2 separate regions of the Homo sapiens genome follow, and region 1 is linked to region 2. A link is an interaction called in ENCODE POLR2A ChIA-PET data of the cell type or tissue named here. Cell type or tissue: Caco-2. All regions are shown on one strand. Each heading gives the region's core, and the rest is flanking DNA. Links, peaks and the distances in the headings are about the cores only.

Region 1 (9,376 bases), core at 1-8,000, 310 kb after region 2:
CTTTTGATTGGGGTCTGCATCCAGGAGAATGGGAGAATGGGATGGCCTATACATATATATATATGTATAATGTTACATATTATTTAATATTTAAAATATTATATATTATAGCGTTAGTATGGTATGCAGTAATAAAGCAATAGTATACATAATATCAGATATTATGATAATACTATATCATTATACTACATGCTATTATATAGTATATATCATATTACATATGATTATACTATCCAATATTTGTAGTATCAATAAAATAATGACAAAGTATAAAGTAATTTTCTATATCAACATACTATGACAGTATAATGAGGCTGATAGGCTCTATTTACCTCCTAAGCAGATCTCTTCAAGGGAAGGCCTGCTGCTGTGGGTCCCAGGCCCAGCTCACCTCTGAGCAGGGATCGGTGGTCTTCAGGGACATTAGGATGGAGAGGAGCGAGGGGCGGGCAGTGAGGACATCCCCCGTCTCCTGTGGTAGATGTCTTTTTGCAGGGAGGTAAATGCAGAGCAGGGCCTCTCATGGCCTCTGGTTCCCTCTCCTGCCCCCTCTCCCACCCCAGCAGCTTTTGTGACTTCAACCTGTCCTGGGTCCATAATCATCAGTGTTTTCCCTTGTGTAGCTCCAGAGAGGGACCCTGTGGGCTCCTGGTACAACGTCACCATACTGGTGAAAATGGACTTCAAGGAACTCCAGCAAGTGGACCCCAGGCTCCTGAACCACATGCGCCTTCTGCATTCCTTGGTAGGTGAGACAGACGGGGGCTGCCTGCACCCTCCTTGTGGCAGCTGCTCAGGCAGACCCAGGTATGGGGCCGTGGAAGGGACCTGGGGGTTGGGGAGGGTGATGTTCCCCAAATGGCCCCAAATGACTGACTCTGAACGAAATTCTAGTTCTTAAAAAATCAGCTTCAAAGAGGTATGATTTACATGCAACAAAATGCACACAACTGAAGCGTGTAGTTGGCTGAGTTGTTATGTGTGTACCCTCATAGGCCCGCCTGTCGTGGTGGAGAACGCGGATCCCTAAGCTTGCAGGGGTCTGCAGTCCCAGCAAAGACAGCCTAAGCCCCGAGCTCTTCCCTCACCACCCTCAGTCCCAATTTCTTCAAGTTCTGGCTCCTGCTTCGTGGAAGCCAGCACCAACCTGGGAGTGCTGAGATGGGAACCGTAGCCCAGGGCTGGAGAGCACCCTGGGGTCTGATGGTTAGCAGCGCCCCTGGCCTCTCCACACAAGTCAGAAGCACACCCCAGGGTGGCATCCAAAACTGTCTCCAGACGTCGCCCACTGTCCCCTGGGGATAAAAACAAACACCCTGGCTGACCCTTGCTGATGACACAGGTCATGCTTTCTGGCCCATCAGCAGTGATTACCAACCAGGATGTCTTCTCCAGCTCAGGCCACCATCAGTCTCGGGAATCCCAGTGTGGACAGGGCGCTGCGTGTCCCCAAGGCTGCCGCGTGTCCCCAAGGCCGCCCTCCCTGGGGGATGGTCTGGCTTCAGGACCGGCTGCTGACAGGGGCTTGTGCTCAGAGGGGCCTCAGCTTGGTCTAATGTGCTGCTGTTGCCTCTGGAAATGCCGAACACTTTTCAGACAAGGGGCCCCGCATTTTCCTTTGGCATCTGTGTAGCTGTTCTGTGCTTCAGATCTTTTGTGTGTCCCATATGTCCCTGGGTGTCTTGGTGTCAAACCCAGGGTTGGGTCACTCCTTGGCCGTTAGACTAAGCTGGCTGGCAGCCCAGATCAGATGGTGCACACCTCATGTTGTTCTGGGCTGCTGGCCAGTGAGCTGCTAGACAGGTAGTCTGCAGCCTCGGCCTTAACAGCCCGGGCTAGGAGTGATTCCTGTTTCCTCTTAGCTTGTTAAGGGGACTGCCCAATTGGCCAGTAAGAAACTAGCTCTGAAGCCACACTGCCTGGCCCTAGTGTTGCCACTCATCAGCTGTGTGACCTTGGGTAAGTCACTTAACCTCTCTGTGCCTGAGATACCTCCTCCATTAAACATAAATAATCGGCCAGGAGTGGTGGCTCAAGCTTGTAATCCCAGCACTTTGGGAGGCCGAGGCAGGCGGATCACTTGAGGTCAGGAGTTAAAGACCAGCCTGGCCAACATGGCGAAACCCTGTCTCTACTAGAAATCCAGTAATTAGCCAGGCGTGGTGGCACGTGCCTGTAATCCCAGCTACTGGGGAGGCTGAGGCAGGAGAATTGCTTGAACTCAGGAGGCGGAGGTTGCAGTGAGCTGAGATCGTGCCACTGCACTCCAGCCTGGGCTACAGAGCGAGACTCTTGTCTCTAAATAAATAAAAAGTAAATAAATAGAAATAATCATAACCCTGCCTGAGACAGGGCCATGAGCTTAAATCATACATGTAAAGAGCTTGAGATGGTTCCTGAGCTTCCTGATGCGTGTGGGGCCTGAGATGTTGTGGTTGTTGTGTTTTCAATATTGCTGCGTGACACCTGCTGTCTCCTCGTGCATGTAGGTTTCATGTCTCCAACCAGCCCATTACCCCCTGCAGAAGCGCCTGCCTTGCACAGGGGTCAGGCACCAGCAGGGGCTGGTCTCTGAGGCCTGCTTCTGCTGCTGAATAAGGGGTTCCGATGAGGTCGGGGCTGGTTCCCAGTTCTGTATGCTAAATTATGAGCTGCATCTCCTCCCAGGAAGGGGCTTCAAGTGTGTATCGGAGGACTCCTGCTCTCCCCAAACCTCCTTTGGAGTTCCCAGTGGAGGCTTGGGGGTTTGCTGGCAAAGTTTGTTCTGGTGACCACTGGTCTGGCTGTGCAGCTGCCAGTTCACCTGGCTTCCCAAGGGTTGAGATTTCAAGATATTAAGCTGAAATAAAAATACTGCATATGAAATGAGGAAAGTGATCATTAAACCTCAGAAAAATAATTGGATGTGTACAACAGGAGACCGTGGCTTTTGATCTCTAATTGTCTAATTCTAGTTCTAATTCTCTGTTGTCAGCTGCAAGAGACCTGCAGTCTTGGCAAGGGCAGAAGACCGAGGGTCCTGGGTCTGGCTGCTGTATTAGTGTCCTGGGGCCACTGTAACCAAGGACCACAGACTGGGGGCTTCAAACAACAGAAACTTATTCTGTCACAGTTCTGGGGGCTGAAGAGTCTGAAATCAAGGTGTCGGCAGGGCTGGTTCCTCCTGAGGCCCCCAGGCCTCTCTCCTTGGCCTGCAGACGGCTGTCTTCTCTGTCTCTTCACACTGTCTTCCCCCATTCATGTCTGTTTCTGTGTCCAAATTTCCCCTTTTTGTGAGGGCACCAGCCATATTGGATTAGAACCCACCTTCACTAATTATATCTGCAGTAACCCTATTTCCAAATAAGGTCACATTCTGAGGTACTGGAGGTTAGGACTTCAACATATGGATTTTAGGGGACAGAATTCAGCTTATCACAACTGGTACTGAAAGGTACTGATAGTTCCGGTTTGTAGGACTTCTATTGGGATAGTGATGGATAGATAAGTACTGTAGAGGTTCTTTGCTGAAGAGCAGAATGGTACGTGTGTGTGGACAGTTCATTTCAGCTCTGCGGGCCTCAGTCTCCTCGTCTGTCTGACGGGGTGTCCTTCTGCTGTGTGACACTCTGATTCTGCCTTCACAGGTCACCAGCGCCCTGCAACCAATGGCCTCCACCGTCCACCACCTGCACTCAGCCCCTGGGAACGCCTCCACCACAGTGTCGCGGCTGCTACTGGGCCTGCCACGGCCACTGCCTGTGGCTGACGTCTCCACCCTGCTGGGTGACATTGCGAAGCGTGTCTATGAAGTGATCAGCGTCCAGGTGCAAGGTTGGGCTTCCCTCAATCCTCCCTCTGGGGAGGCTGCAGGGTGGTGCCTGAACAGCCAAAATGCAAGGTGGACGCTAAAGCCAGACCAGTCCTTTGTCTTTTAAAGGAGGTTTAAGTTCAGGAGCAAAAGAATAACTGGTTCAAGTGTGTTCATCCCACAGGTGTGGGACCCATCTTCAGCTCACCCTGTAAATTCCAAGTCCCCAAGTGCAGACCTCTAGAACTTATTTTGCCCCCCATTTCCCGCCCCTCTCCTCTTCCCTCCATCTCTCCTCGGATCCCTCTGGCCTCCTGCCCCCTCGGCAGGCTTCTCCTTCCATCCTAGTGGACACTGGAGTGCAAATCCCAGAGCCACACACAAAGAACTTGTTTCTTCATTTCTTTGGTTTCCTAAATTTCCCTCTCGCCTCTTTCCCACCCTTGCCAAGGACATCCTTGTACTCCAAAGGCTCCTTCAGCACAATTTGTCTAAAGTTGAATTTGTATCTGGCAAAGCACATAGACGTGGCCTTGTTTCTGGAAGAAATTACCTATTCTTTGTTGTTGTTGTTCTATGTCAGGAATTGGCAAGCCTCATCTAAAAGGGATCAGATAGTAAATATTTTTGGCTTTGCGGGCCCACGTGGTCTCTGTCTCAACGACTCAGCCCTGCTGTTGTAGTAGTCACAGACAGTCCGCAAGCAAACCCCTGGGCTCCCGTACGGCTTCCTGTACCCAAGCAGGAGGCAGCCAGGCTAGTCTGCTGCTCCCAGGGCTTTGCAGGAGGGTGGCTGCCTTGGTGAAGCCTCTTCTATGACACTGAGGAGGCACGTGACAATGCCAGGGCTCAGAGCCGTGTGAAAGCTCTAGTGATTGCATTGATCTCCCTTCAGATCCGCACATGTTCTGCAGAACCAAGCTGCATTGCTCTAGTGCCATTAAGCAAAGTGCTCGTTCTGTCATCTGCTCTGTCAATGACCTTTGGCCAGAGGTTGCAGGAGCACACCTGTGGGTGGACCAGTTGAGTTTATTATTCGAGGCAGCGAGGGAGAACCCACACCATGGAGAACCATGTGGTTTCTCAGTAGGAGATTGTTAGAAAGAACCTGTTATAGGATGTGGGTTTTGACTGGGTGGTTTGGGGAGGGTCTAGGGAAGTGTGATTTTGTTCTGAATTGAATGCCATCAGAAAATGGAGGCAACTCCACGACTGGGAATGTCAATACATCTAAGCAAAAGAGATGGGAACAATTGCATAAAGATAAGCCATAGTTTGTAAAGAACTAATAATCACTCATTTGGGCCAAGGGAGGGGCATTAGTATTTTGTGGGTGACACATGAGCTTATCGCGCTGTCTGTACTTAGACAGCATTATGAAGAGGCCCTGTCTGAGGCTGGCTGCTGTGAGATGGTTCTGTTTGGGAGGCCTGGGCCAGCCTCAGAACGTCAGGGGTGGCTCTGGGTTTCCTTGTTGGCGCAGAAAACACCCACTGATTTACTTTACGCTTGGGGTGGGATGTTTTGGCCCCACCTTTTCATGACCACTCAGACTCAGTCCAGCCCAGAGTGATTTGCTCACGTGAGGCTGCCCGGTGAGCCAGCCGCGAGCCCTGCCTGAACGTGGGCTGCTGCTTGGATGACGATGGCCAGCAGCCGCACAGGGCCTTCTAAGACGAGACTTCCATAGTCTCCCTTGGGATCACTGCCCAAGGCACCCCTCAACCGACGTGGCACAAATCCGTGGCACGAGTCCACAGAGGCCGTGTGTGTGCAGGTAGATGAAGATGACGAGGTAGCTGCGACTGCTGAGTGTGGGTCCTGCTCTCCTTCCCTGTAGATGTCAATGAGTGTTTCTATGAGGAGCTCAATGCCTGCTCTGGAAGGGAACTGTGCGCAAACCTGGAGGGCTCGTACTGGTGCGTCTGTCACCAGGAAGCTCCAGCCACGTCTCCACGGAAGCTGAACCTGGAGTGGGAAGGTAATGGCTAGGCTCTCTCAGATGGCATGGGAATGGCTTAATTCCTGTTTGCCCCGGGAATACTCACCAGCAGTGCTTACAGCTGCAGCATTCACCCCGAGATAACTCTGCCATGAAATATCTTGCTTTTATTATTATTTTCGCATCACTGTGGTATATTGACTTTGGAAACAGAGGACACAATTCTACTTATAGCATTCTGCTTTTAGTAGTGGTATTTCCATTTACAAAATATAGTGATTCTCAATCACTGAAAATGTCAAATCCTAGAAAACAGCAGTCCCACGTGTGTTGTTAACATTGTTCTCGAACAAGTTGTTGGCCGACGATTCATTTGCTGAACCTGTTTTTCTGAAATAGATGATTCTGATGATTCAGACAGTTCTGATGTTAGTTCTGTTTAGAAGTAATTCCAAGAACAGTTTTTATATTTTGTTTTCATATTGAAAATCAGTTAGATTTGCTTCAGCCCCAAAGAGCTTGTTTATGTAAAATTAAATGAGTGCCGGCAGTGAGCTGCCGTTTTTTTCTTCGAAACGGGAAAAGGGTGAAGGCATTTTTTAAAGGCTGGATGGTCTTCAGACCACAGGGACTCTTCTTGCCAAGAGGGAATGGCTGGCTAACCGGCACAGAATACACTTAGTTCTTTCAGCCATTATTGATCTCCTAGTGGGCCACCCTCGCATCTTCTTTGGCTTAGGAAATGTTGATTTAGGTGCTATTCACTGTGCTAGGTGCTGGTAATGGAAGCATGCAGAAGCAGGTCCTAATCTCTGCCTGTCTAGTGGATTGTGGAAATGGAGACATTTTGGCGCATGAAAGGGCAGGACTGATGTCTGCACTGGAACCACGAGGATAAGCTGGGACCATCCCTAGCATCGCGGGATCAGCCTGGAGAGCAGAAGAGCGGACTGGGTGTTGGGGGAAGCATGTAGATAAACGTGCCCAGGTCTGTCCCTGTTGGGAGTGGGGAGGGATGTACCAGCCAGGACTGGCACACGGGATTGGCTCTGCCATCAAGCAGCTTGGAAGAAGAAGTAACTGTGTAATCTGAAATGTAGGAAGGTGCTATAAAGACGATACTCTGAGTGCAGGAGTCTAGGGTGTGGAAGGTGGTGGAGAAAGGGATTCCGGCAACATTTTAGAGATAGAACCTCTGGAACTTATTGATTAATTCAGTGAAGAAGAGGAAAAAGGAAAGAAGACGGAATCCAGATGTCTTGACTGAACAGTGGAGTAGAAGGTGTTTCCATTGGAGAGGATGGGGAAGACCCGAGCTGTTGTTATTATTGTCAATAATAGTTATAGCTGAGATGGAGTGAGTGGCGGTGCCAGGATGCTGATTGAGTTGGACGCGTGGTGCTGGAGCACAGAGGCGGGGCTGGGCTGCATACGTGAGTCCAGGGTCACCTCCAGGTGACACTTAAACCATGGTATGGCTGAGAGAAGGGAAGAGGCCTGGGGCCTGTGGCCAGAGAACCCCAACAGTGCCAGGTCAGTGCAGGAGGAGAGGCTGCAGATGACCTGGGTAAGGCAGGAAAACAGCTGGAAGGGCGTGCGCAGCAAGGTCAGCAGGGAAGGCTCAGCAAGCCCCAAGCGAGCAAGCGGTAAGCTGGCCGGCAAGCAGGGAGGGTACACGCATGGGTAACAGCAGGGCAGGAAAGTGCCTGTGGGAACTACGGGGATCCGGTGCAGACTTCAGGAGAGCAGAAGGGAAGCAGCCAGCAGCCCGGGTTAGGAAGACAGCTGGAGGAGAGAAAGAAGCGAGAATAGCCGAGAATCCTGCAGGGAAGCTTGACTATGAACAGGCTGAGGGAAGGAAAGCCTGATGTGGAGGAGGCTGTGGACTCCCAGGGGGTCTCTCAAAAGACAGGCGAAGCTGATCCCGGCTCTTTCTATTCCCTGTTCCTTTCCAGGTTTTGACCTTATTGAACGCAGGGTTGAGGGTTTTTTTGTTTTTTTTTTTAAACCTTATTTAAATCCTGCTACATGTGTAATTTTATAAGCTGCTTTCTTCAGTTCCTATAATGTGTATAAAGTTTCCAAGAAGAAGCCTGGTTTTCACCATGATAATTATTGGTGGTTGAAAACTAGTGGCTTTCTAAAGCAATCATATAATATTCTTTCCCCTCACGGGAGCACTTCTGTTGCTTTCAAGAGTCTGGAACTGTAACCTTGTGACAGGGGTTACAGGGAATCTCTTTATATCCAATTTGAATTCGTTAATCATTTAATTTGCATGTTCTTTTTCCTTAAAAGGGACTCAACATTGAGGACCATCCCTTTGTTCACAATAACACCACAGCTGGCAGTTGCCCGCACTTCACGCGCTCTGGGCTCTGCTCTGAGCACTCTGTGGGTATTGCTTCGTTTAAATTCTTAGACTAACCCCAAGAGGCAACTACTCTCCTTAAGCTCATTTTTTTTTTCAGAAGAGGAAATTGAGGGGGACGAAGGTGATTTTCTTGCATAAGATCCCAAGGCTGGTCCTCTGAAGACGCACATGAACCAGCTGTGTCCCAAGGCTGTCTTCCCTAGGAGCCCTCTGGCGGGGACCTGCCTGAGAGTGTGATGGGCTCTCCCCCGCCCTCGGGGGCTGCCTTTTGTCCCAGTGCACTCAGGAAAACCGCCATGCCCTTTCCAACCTTCATGAGTGCTTAGGACCAAGAGTTGGGTAGAGCTCCAGAAGAGTTGAATTATTTTATTTGGCGTTCTAGAACCCAACTAGGAAAAGGAGTCTAAGGTTCTGGTTTATTTATTTATTTAATTAATTTTATTGTTTGTTTTTTATAGAGACAGGGTCTTACTCTGTCACCCAGGCTGGAGTGCAGTGGCGTGATCGCCGGTCACTGCAGCCTCCAGCTCCCAGGCTCCAATCTCAGCCTCTGGAGTAGCTGGGACCACAGGCATGCACCACCACAGCCATGCGCCACCACAGCTGGCTCATTTTTAAATTTTTTTGTAGAGACGAGGTCTCACTGAGTAGCCCAGGCTGTTCTCAAGCTCCCAGCCTCAAGAGATCCTTCCTCCTTGGCCTCACAAAGCGCTGGGATTGCAGGCAGGAGACCCCGTGTTCAGCCTAAGGTTCTGATTGGCTCTTCTCGTTGTCCTGTGGGCGAGGGGTTGGGGGAGTGGACCAGTTCCCAGAGCCAGCTGTGGATGTGGCGGGCTCCAGGGTCAGATCTTCCCCCCATCACCAGGAACGTTCCCCTCCTATCAGAATGAGGCTGTGTGGGGAGAGCGGACTTGCCCTCCACCCACTGGCAGATGAATCCCTGGTGCCCCGCAAAGAGCAGGCACTCCACAAACGTTTCCTGGATCAATCACGGAAAGAGAGGTTTTCACAGTGGTCATCCCCGGGGTCTCCAGGTATTAAAAATTTCCAGCCCAGCTCTGCCAGCAAAACACTGAGAACACTCCTGTACCCCGCAGCACGTGGCCTTGAGATCCACTTAGAACTTCGCGCCACGTCCACATCCCACGGCACCCCACTAAGCTCTGCAGAGAACTGTCTATAGATTCCTGCTCTGTGGCTTCCAGGGTGAGAATCCTGTCCCTTTCGTGAGCACAGAAGGTTGGAAAACAGGTATTTTCCAAATAGTTAT
Region 2 (10,900 bases), core at 1,503-9,502:
CTCAGCCCATCATGGGTGTCTCCCCCAGCCCCAGGCTTCGTCACATTCCTCTGTTACAAGCTCAGGAGCCTGTGCACAAGTTGCCCTGCCTCCCCCACTCTCGGCTTCATGGGGCGGAGCAATCTCTGCCCCTTCCCCCACCAGGCAGAGGCTCTCCACGACCCACCCCTGCCCACCTCTACTGGCCGGCCTCTGCTACCCCCACTGTCTCTGCTGCAGCCACACTGACCCTCCTTGCTTTCTTCCCCAAACCAGCGCCCTCCTCCCCAGGCCCTCTGCACTGCTGCTGCTTCTTCCTGGGGGGCTGTGTCGTCCCTCTGCCCTCACTGCTTCCAGTTTCATGTGACCTCTCACAGCTGCCCTCCTGGATGACCCGTCTAAGACAGCGCTGGTCCCCTCCCGCTGGCCACCATCCTTCTGGGAGCCACTCAAGAGTTTAGGGGTTACCTCTCTGCTGACACTCACCCTAAAATGCGTGGTACTATTAACTTGAGTAAATATTTTGGTTACTCAAGGGTGAGCCCCACTTAGAGTCCCTCCAGAGTGCCCCCCACAGTGCCTCCTGAGAAGTACAGCAAATGCCGCTAAAATCAGAGGTTCTCTGCACACGGCACTTTTAGTACATCAGTAATCTTTTTATGGCATCCCTAGACCAAGGAAACGTCCAGCGGTTTCATTTATTCAGTGGTTAGGATCCAATAATTTAAAAAATATTGATGGAAAAATAGTCTAGCAGTTTCTCCAAAAGTTAAATATAGAATTGCCCTATGGAATTGAAAACAGGCATTCACACATAAACTTGTACATTCATGGCAGCAGTATTCATAATAGCAACAGGCGGAAACAACCCAAGTGTCCATCCATGGATGAATGGATAAACAAAATGCAGTCTCTGCATGCTGCGAAAATTCACTGGATCCCTAAAGGAAGTTCTGATACATGCTGTATTGTGGATGAACCTTAAATAGGTTCATATGTATTATACAGTTGTATGATACATTTCTATCAAATATTGTATATGGATGTTAGGTATATATACATTCGTACGGTCCATTTATATCAAATATTCAGAACAGGCAAATCCACAGAGGCAGCAAGTAGATGGGTGGTTCCAGGAGCTGAGGGACAGAGGGAATAGGGAGTTAATGGGTAGGAGTGTCCTTTCCGATAATGACAATGTTTTTGAATTGGATGGTGGTGATGATGGTTGCACATCATTGTGAATGCACTGCACTAAACGAATTGTACATTTTTATTTTTTAATTTTTTTTAGAGGTGGAGATCTTGTTATGTTGCCTAGGCTGGCCTTGAACTCTTGGGCTCGAGCAACCCTCCTTGCCTCAGCTTCCCACGTAGCTACGGGTGCACATCATCCTACGCAGTTGAACTGTACATTTTTAGATGGTTAGTTTTATGTGATGTGAATTTTATCTCAACTTTAAAACAAAGTTATATCTTAACAACTTAGTAGCTTTTTAAAAATGATATGCATAAATTAAAAGAAAAAAATTTGTATCTCATTCTTAACAATCGTTACATACTTATGGGATGGTTTCCCCTGTCCGACACTATACAACTTCTCAAACCTGGAAATGTCCTGTGCTGCGCTAATTTTCACTTACTGCTTTTAGTCACAGCAACCTCCAAAAACCCAACTTTGCAAAGATATGGCATCGTCAGAAGAAATGGGGTGCAATCTAATGTTGACAGTGTAAGTAGTCCGGAGTGAGCAGCTCACGTGGTTTCTCAGAGACTTTGCGGGTTCCTCCCAAACTTTAAAATATCCTGGTGCACCTGCAGGAGTTCCCTGTGCTGCCCCACAGTGCCACAGCACCCAGTCTGAGAACTGTAATAATACATATATGCTGGATTAAATATTATAAAGTTAATTCTTAAATACATCCTTAAGATGTCCATCCATTGCTTCTTTTCCCTCTCTCTTTTTGTTTTGTAATCAACCTTACCTTTCAAATAATTTTGTAAATATGGGCCAATTCCTTCCTTAAAACACCCACTTCTGGAAGAAATATTACACGCCCTGGAGAATTTCTTTGCACTTACTGACTCCCTCTCTCAACACAGGTGGATGAGAGTGGGACACCTGCCAGTTGTTTGCATCAGCAGACACTCAGAGTCCATGGAAAAAATGAGCCTAGAGGTTTTTAAACCACAACACAAGCAAAAGGCACCTGGTCCCGTTCCTCTTAAGACAGAAGAAAGAGGCGTAAAACCAGCTCCAGGTGCCACCCTTAAGAAATGTTACAGTGCCGGATGGGAAGAGTAAACCCTGAACATCTCTTCTTAATACTTTACAGACTTCAAGTGTATTTTATGGTGACAAAGCATATTGAAGACAAATGAAACTCTACAACCCTGAAAACCAGCCTGAATTATTTTGAGAGACAGACAGTGGCTGCAAGGAGAAGCGTCGGGATTTTCTGGGCTGGCCATCTCCAGTGTCACTGACCCCGGTCTACCCCTGCATGTTTGTTTACGGGAAAGGAGTTGAGGAGGAGGATGTATGGCTGAGAGCCTGAAAATAATCCAGGGCAGGTGGAGCGAGGAGAGGACTTTACTCCTCACACTCATGTAGGCATCCTGAAAAGCCACTTTTCTTTCCAAGGTGGGCACGGGCCTTGAGCTTGGAGTGGAGCCAGTTAAAGTTGTCCGCTCTGGGTCGTCAGATGGAGATCTTATCTTGGGTCATGAATTGTGGTTTTAGGAGAAAGGCAGAAGCTAAACCCATCTTCTGTCTGGTGGGGAGGCCCAGCAAAGGGCTCAGAAACACAGCCACAGGCCTCTTGCAGCAGCTGGATGCACATTTCAGGAGGTTGCCTGAAAGCAGAATTGACTTCAGAGAGTAGGGCAGCAGAGCCCAGCCACAGAGTGGTCCCAGGAGCCAGGAAGTGCCACACAGCCCCTCGCTTATTTTTACTCAGTATGCCACAGAAGTCCTGACCTGTTAAAAGTGCCCTTTAAGAATGGCTGGCCCACCCTCTCTCAGAGGGTTCATGCTGGGGAGAGGGTTCCTGCATGCCCGCTAAGCTCCAAATGACAACCCAGGTGTAGAAAGGGCTTAGACTTTAGGGTTCAAACCCATCCTAGAGTCCGGTCCAAGGCCAGTTACAGCCAATGGGCAGTGGTAGGTGCAGCCCAGCCCATTAGCTCATTCTTGAGCCTCAGAGGGACAGAGCAGCACTAATGGGTGCACAAATGGCTAGAATGTTCACCAACTCCTCGAGAGTGGCATTGGACATTTGGGCAAGGGTCTTATGGAGGCTGAGAGTTGACTGTGGGCTCATCACAGCTATTTTGAGGGTCTTGACAGCCCAACTAGCAAACAATTCTGCAGGGATGAGAGGTCAGGGCAAAGGGAAATGGCATTGTCAAGTGGACAGCCAAAAAGTCCAGGATGCCCCCAGGTCCTGGGGAACGGCGGGGGAGGAACTCAGGGACTGGATTACCCACAGGACCTGGTGAGACCCACAGCCACGGGCTGACTTGTGTCCACTCAGAAGCGTATGTTAAAATCCTAACCCCCAGTACTTTGGAATGTGACCTTATTTGGAAATAGAGACTTTGAAGATGATCAAGTTAAGATGAAGTCATGGGGCCGAGAGCGGTGGCTCACGCCCGTAATCGCAGCACTTCGGGAGGCTGAGGCGGGCAGATCACGAGGTCAGGAGATCGAGATCATACTGGCTAACACGGTGAAACCCCTTCTCTACTAAAAATACAAAAAAAAAAAAATTAGCCGGGCATGGTGGCGGGCACCTGTAGTCCCAGCTACTCAGGAGGCTGAGGCAGGAGAATGGCATGAACCCTGGAGGTGGAGCTTGCAGTGAGCCGAGATCGTGCCACTGCACTCCAGCCTGGGAGACAGAGCGAGACTCCATCTCAAATAAATAAATAAATAAATAAAGATGAAGTCATTAGGGTAGACCCTAAAGCAACAGAGCTAGTGTCCTTGTAAAGAGGGGAAGTCTGGACACAGACACACACCTGCACTAAGGGAAGTGGGTGGGAAACACTGGGAAGATGCCACATGACTGCAGTGACGCAGCTGCACGCCAAGTGATGCCTGGGGCACTGGAAGCCGGGGAGGGTTCCTGCCTGGCCCCTAAGCTCCAAATGACAACCCAGGCATAGGAAGGGCCTACACTTTGGGGTTCAAACCTATCCTGGAGTCTGGTCCGGGGCCAGTTACAGCTAATGGGCAGTGCTGGGTGCAGCCCAGCCCGTAAGCTCATTCTTGAGCCCCAGAGGGACAGAGCAGCTCTAATGGGTGCAAAAATGGCTGGAATATTTCACCAACTCCTTGGGTGGGTGGGTGGGGGGGGGGCATTGGACATTTTGGGCAAGGGTCTTCTTGAGGCTGAGAGAGGCCAGGAAGGAGCTTCCCCTGGAGTTGTCTGGGAGTGGGACCCTGCTGACACCGACCTCAACTTTTGACTTCTGGCCTCTAGAGCTGTGAGAGACTAAACACCTGTGGTTTTAAGCCACCTGGTTTGTGTCACTTTGCTGTGGCAGCCACTAGAAACTAATACACCCAACTAGATACGTATCTTTGTCACAGTTACAGGAATCTTTATTTTATCCAAAAGCAAAAGACACTGAACTTTTGTGTACATTCCAGGCCTGCTGATTGTAGCTGGTCTATAAGCTCGTGTCGGAGTCTATGGTGGTTGATTTTTGTGTCCCTTTGACTGAGCCACGAGGTATTTGATCAAACATTATTCCAGGTGTTTCTGTGAGGCTGCTTTTGGATGAGATTAACATGTAAATCAATAGAGTCAAGCAAATCGTTCTCCCCAATGCAGATGGGTTTCGTCCATGCAGCTAGAGGCCTGAAAAGAAGGAAAAGCTGATCATCCTCGTGTAAGAGAGAATCTCTCCTACCCAACGGCCTTCCAGCTGGGATACTGGCTTTTTCTTGCCTTTAGACTTGAACTGAACAATTGGCTCTTCCTGGCCTCAGGCTTTGGGACTCAGAAGCACACATTGACTGTCCTGGGGCTCCAGCTTATGGACTACCCTGCAGAAAGACTGTGGGACTCGTCAGCCATCATCATCCTGTGAGCCAGTTTTACACAGACACACACACACACAGTCGCACTCTCATGCTCACACATACACACTCACACACAATCACACACTTGCACACACACAGACACTCTTACACACTCATTCACACACTCACATGTGCACACACACAGTCTCTCACACACATCACACACACACACACACACACACACACACACACACACTATTGGTTCTGTTTCTCTGTATAACCCTGATGAATTCAGGATCTTAAAGGTTACCTATTTCATTGTAATGCTGTTTTCTAGCACCAGGCTAGTCCTTTTGTCGGCAGAACTGGTAGGCTCACTTTTTTTTTTTTCAGACTGTTTTGTGTTTTATTTTCTTCCATTTACAAAAAAGCATTTCTAAGCCAGGGCAGTGAAGCCTGACGCTACCGTTCACGGTCAGTGAAATGAGCATTCGAGGATGGGACTCAGCCTGTCTGGACAGGTCCCCAGACAAAAAACACAGAGAATCAAGAACGCAGGCGCTCCCTGTCGGACGCCAGGCCGGGCCCTGTGACAAGGATCTCAGCGCTGGCGGTGGGGCTGCCCTGCGGGTTCGAGGCCTGGCTCTTCCTGCCCCACTGCCTGGTGTGTAGCCCAGGGGCCGGGCCGCCTGCGCCCCCCGCCGGGGGGCACGCCCGGCCCAGGGTTGGGGGTGTCCGGCTTGCCCCCAGGGGGCCAGCGGGGCCTCTGTTATCTCGCTCCAGAACCGACATCGCCAGCCAAGACCTTCCTCGTGGAGCCCTCGGTCTGGCCAAGGACGCTCCTTGGAGTCTGCTTAGACGCACAGCGGGCTCAGCTTTGCCAAATTCTCCAAGGAGACTTTCCATGAGGCGCCTCCTGCCATCTGTGGGCGGCGTTGGGAACTGCGGCCACCGCTGCTTGGGAATCAGGACGTCCCAGCTCCCAACCGGCGGTCATTCATTCCCTCAACACACACTCTGGGCCGCCCGCCTGGCTCCAGGCAGGCCCTCCGGGGACTCGGGAAATAGGAGTTGTTAAACATTTCTGAAACATTCCTCTTCCATTTATTCTGTGATTTTCTTCAGAAACACAAGGCGTGCACGAGTCAGCTTATCAGCTTATCCTTCACCCACACGTAGGCTCTTCTTTCCAATCAATTTTATCTTTGTTTTTTTCTAAGAAAATTTTAGGGATTTTACTTGTTTTTGTTTTGTTTTTGGGTTTTTTTGTGTGTTTTGTTGTTGTTATTTTGTTTTTTTTTTTTTTTGGTGGGGGGTTGGCTTGGTTTGGTTTTTGCTTCATTTTTTAATTTTAGGGATTTTTAAAAAGCCAGCATTCCTTAATCTTCTGATTGTTGTGTGACTGTTGTATAATATTGAGAAATACATTCCTGTCATCCACAACTAACAACCATTAATAATGTGTCGTATTGTTTACTTTTTTGTTTTTAACTAAATTTTGCTTTGGGGAAGTATCCATGACGATACAATATAGCTGTGAGATATTTCCTGTACCTGCTACGTAACACCCCTTCATGTAAAACGCAGAGCATTTGGTTTATCCACATCCCCCCGCCCCCCGCCCATGCATATTAGTGGTTTCCAGTGCTAAAGGGACAGCGCCCCCCACGTGCATTTCTCCAGGTACTGAGGCAGGAGAATAGGGGCTGGAGGCAGGGGACCAAAGGCTGTTTCACTCAGACTTCCTACAACTAAATTGAAAGGAAAACCCTAACTTTCCACTCCTAAGTAACAAAAGGACCAGAGGCTATTCCCTTTCTAAACCCCCCCACCTTTTCCTCGAGGCAAATGGGAAATTGGCTGTCCGCAACCAATCAGACTGATTGTGGGTGGAGTCTTCGTTTGCACCTCTGTACCTTCGCTCCAGTCTCTGAACGGTTGCTGTCCACAACGAATCAGACTGATTGCGGGCTCAGCCTTCGTTTGCATAGAAGTATAACTTTGTAACTTCACCCTAGCCTCTGACTGGTTGCTTTTGGCACCTTCATTTACATGAGGTGAGCATGATGTGGCCAATTGGAAACTTCTAGGGGATATTTGGACCCAAGAAGATCCTGTATCCAGGCCCTTGAGCCGCTGCTCGGGTCCGCTCCCATACTGTGGAGTGTACTTTGGTTTTCAATAAATTCCTGCTTTCGTTCTTTTGCTGCTTCATTCTTTCTTTGCTTTGTTGGGCGTTTTGTCCAATTCTTTGTTCAAAATGCCAAGAACCTGGACAAGTTGCAGTTATGACCCTCGACCGGTGATAGTAGCACTCGCTCCTAACAGCTTGGCTGCAGTAAGCCTAGGCTTCCAGGGAGAGCCTCTGCACCTGCTGCTGTGCTGCTTGAGTTCTCTCAGACAAGGAAGCATGAAAAGGGCTGCCTTTTTCAAACAGCAGGGGAAGGAAAACACAGTGATAACAAATCCAAATATTATTTCAATTGAGATCTTATCATATACATCATATACACAGCCATTTAAAAAGTGAAAACAAATATAATAAAATCAAATTATATTCAATAAAAAAAGCAAGGCGCAGGCATTTACATAATGAGACCCACTTCTCTTAATGTATTATATAGTCTGTAAAAGCAAAAGATGTGAAGCACCCCAAATCCCCATGGATGGGCGATGGTTGAATTATTATCACTCATCCATAGGAAAGACTGCCGTGCAATTGTGAAAATGGGAGGAGGACTGTGTCTACACGTGCCTCTGGAGTGATTGCACAGACCACTCTGAACAGAGCAAGGTGGAGGAAATCTTCCATTTTTCCAGTACAGGCAGGAAATAGGGACCCATCCCTCTGTCTATCTATTTACTATCTTTATTCCCATCCATCTATTATCTATCTATGTTTCTACCATTCATCATCTATGTACTACCTAACTACTTGCCTACCTGTTCTCTATCATCTATCTACCATCAATCAATCTATCTCTCCCTATCTGCTTCCATTCTAAAAATAAACAGTGTGAGCACAGTCCACAGGGAGGGGGCTGGAAGTCTCTGGGGGAAGACACAAGTCCTTGTTGCACATGCCCTGTTTTCTAGATTTGACTATGAAACCATGCAAATATTTTACATCCTTATAAAACACAATTAACTTTAAAAAGCAATGTCTAAATACCAAAAATAAAATAAGACAAATGAACCAAATGTGTATCCATTTGGTAGCCTGACTAACCAGAGGGGAGCTATTCCAATTGACTTTAAAACGTAGGAATTTAAAAGTAACTACTAGTGGAAAATGCACTAAGGGCAAAAAGAACAGAGAAAGAAAGGAAAGGAAGAAAGGAAGGAAAGGAAGAAAGAAAGAAAGGAGGGAGGGAGGGAGAGAGAGAAAGAGAGAGAAAGAGAAAGAAAGCAAGAGAGGGAGGGAGAAAGAAAGAGAGAGGAGAGGAGGAAAGAAAGAAAGGAAGGAAGGAGGGGAGGGAGGAGAGGGAGGAAAGGAAGGAAGGAAGGAAGGAAGGAAGGAAGGGAGGGAGGGAGGGAGGGAGGGAAGGAGGGAGGGAGGCATCTTAACCCCTTTCCCACAATCACACTATTGGCTGAGTGTTGATGTTATCCTGAGACTGCCCTGTGTGTGTTGAAGCATAAAGGAAATGTGATATAGAAACTCTATCATTAGCTCTATGGTAAAGAACTGAGATTTTTGGCATGAGAAAATAAAAGTTAAGAAGCTGTAATTTAAAAGAAAAATATTGGCCAGACACAGTGCCTCATGCCTGTAATCCCAGCACTCTGGAAAGTGGGAGGATCACTCAAGCCCAGGAGTTCAAGACTAACCTGGGCAACAGAGTGAGACCCCGTCTCCCCCCAAAATAAACAAAATTAGCGAACATGGTGGCATGCACTTGTGATCCTGGATATTTTGGAGGCTGAGGTGGGAGGATTGCTCGAGCCCAGGAGTTTGAGGCTGCAGTCAGCCATGATCACAACACTGCACTCCAGCCTGGGCAACAAAGTGAAACCTTGTCTCAAAAAAATAAAAAATCATAAAAGACAAGGAAAATATCAGCACGAAATAATAATTAAAATCAATAAAAATGGATAATGCAAGCATTCTATTAATTAGGCTCATTATCATAATGTAAATACATATTTGGGGAACTTGTTCCTCCAAACAGCAATGCTCTCTCTTCCTCCTCTACACTTTATGCCAACTAATTTTACATAAATGGGAAACTGTCATTTCTACCAAAGCGAGCTGCACTGTGTTTCTTGGGGTGAACCTTTAGGGAGACAGCCATTGTGAGAATGAAAGGGGAAATATATTATTGAAAGTTTACTTACAGTTTTTAAAAATGCCTATTTCCTCCCTGTTTTCTCCCACCCTCCAAGTTTATTAGTTACCTCTATCCACTAGCAATGGACAGATTTTCATGATTTAATTATTTTTACTATCAATTTTAAAAGTCAGCAAAACATATTTACTTTTTAACAATATATCATTTTAAAAGGGTACAGAGTTGCAGTTACATAGGACGACTAAGTCTAGAGGTCCAGTGCAGAGCCTGAGGACTGTACTTAACAATTCTGTGCTGTACCCCGGAAATTTACCAAGAGAGATTTCAGGTGCTGTCACCACACAAACACACAAAACGCAACCGTGGGGAGGTGGACATGTTCATATGCTTGACCGTAGTAACTTTGCTGTGAGTATCTCTATCAACACATCATGTTACACAATGTAAATATATGCCTTTTTTTTTTTTTTTTTTTTTTTTGAGATGGAGTCTTGCCCTTGTCGCCCAGGCTGGAGTGCAATGGCATGATCTCCGCTCACTGCAACCTCCGCCTCCCAGGTTCAAGCAATTCTCCTGCCTCAGCCTCCCACATAGCTGGGATTACAGGCGCCTGCCACCACGACCAGCTAATTTTTGTATTTTTAGTAGAGACAGGGTTTCACCATGTTGGCCAGGCTGGTCTCGAACTCCTGACCTGGTGATCTGCCCACCTCGGCCTCACAAAGTGCTGGGATTACAGGCGTGAGCCACCATGCCTGGCCACCATTTTTATTTTTAAAATGATAAAACAAAACACATTGCTGAACCAAGAAAAGAATTGAGATGATCGTGCAAATAATGATGCATACTATATTTGGGAAAAATAAAAGTTATGAAACAGTAGCAGGTCCAAGTTATATACGCAACTGTGTAAAATGTGTTCTTTAAAAATCAGGGTTTCTGTGCTTTCAGCAACCTACACATGTTCTGACTTGTGATCTCAAGGTCTGGGAGACATGTGTGGTGAAATCACACACACCTGCCCCAGCAGAGGGGTCACTGGACGTCTTCATGCGCTGCAGGGAACTCAGATGAAAGGGACCTTAAGTAATGTAACCTTTACGTTAGATTCAAACATGCCTTTATGACTGCTCATCTGATTTGTAATTTAAAGCTTAAGCAAAGTATGGCATTATTTAAATGCTCATTTTTAATTTGTTGAAAGAAAAGTCAATATTTATCATGAAGACTGCGGCTCAAGCCTAAGACCTATCTAGTGGGAAGCAGGACCAGAGCAAAGGTCTGACTGTACGTGAACATTTTAAATTTTTTTTTTTGTTTTTTTTTTTTTTGAGACAGAGTCTCACTCTGTTGCCCAGGCTGGAGTGCAGTGCTGTGGTGCGATCTTGGCTCATTGCAACCTCCACCCCCTGGATTCAAGCAATTCTCCTGCCTCAGCCTCCCTGGTAACTGGGATTACAGGCATGTGCCACCACGCCCGGCTAATTGTTTTGTATTTTTAGTACAGACGGTGTTTCACCATGTTGGCCAGGCTGGCCTCGAACTCCTGACCTCAGGTGATCTGCCCACCTCGGCCTCCCAAAGTGCTGGGATTACA

Evidence for each region. Peaks named below come from ENCODE experiments on the same cell type or tissue, not always from the same donor. Only the 100,000 strongest peaks of a DNase experiment are listed, where the experiment ranks them.
Region 1: POLR2A ChIA-PET joins it to region 2 with 11 read pairs; 2 of 35 experiments call an interaction of 5 or more read pairs at or near these places.

The regions. Positions count from the first base shown.
Region 1 is chr21:42,084,668-42,094,043 of GRCh38, forward strand. UMODL1 (uromodulin like 1) reads left to right here. Exons shown (of 23, transcript NM_001004416.3): 4 at 624-745; 5 at 3,627-3,813; 6 at 5,631-5,771. Among named protein-coding and RNA genes, the nearest start is that of UMODL1, 18 kb to the left of the region's middle. RefSeq lists an enhancer at 8,710-9,215. In Caco-2, for the core only: no CTCF peak of the experiment used is centred there; a DNase peak (open chromatin) is centred at 4,748.
Region 2 is chr21:41,772,485-41,783,384 of GRCh38, forward strand. It overlaps LOC102724800 (a long non-coding RNA gene), which reads left to right. Exons shown (of 5, transcript XR_937745.3): 4 at 1,632-1,711; 5 at 2,083-2,380. Among named protein-coding and RNA genes, the nearest start is that of RIPK4, 11 kb to the left of the region's middle. RefSeq lists an enhancer at 1-52. In Caco-2, for the core only: a CTCF peak has its summit at 5,940; DNase peaks (open chromatin) are centred at 5,937 and 6,937; H3K4me3 peaks cover 656 bases.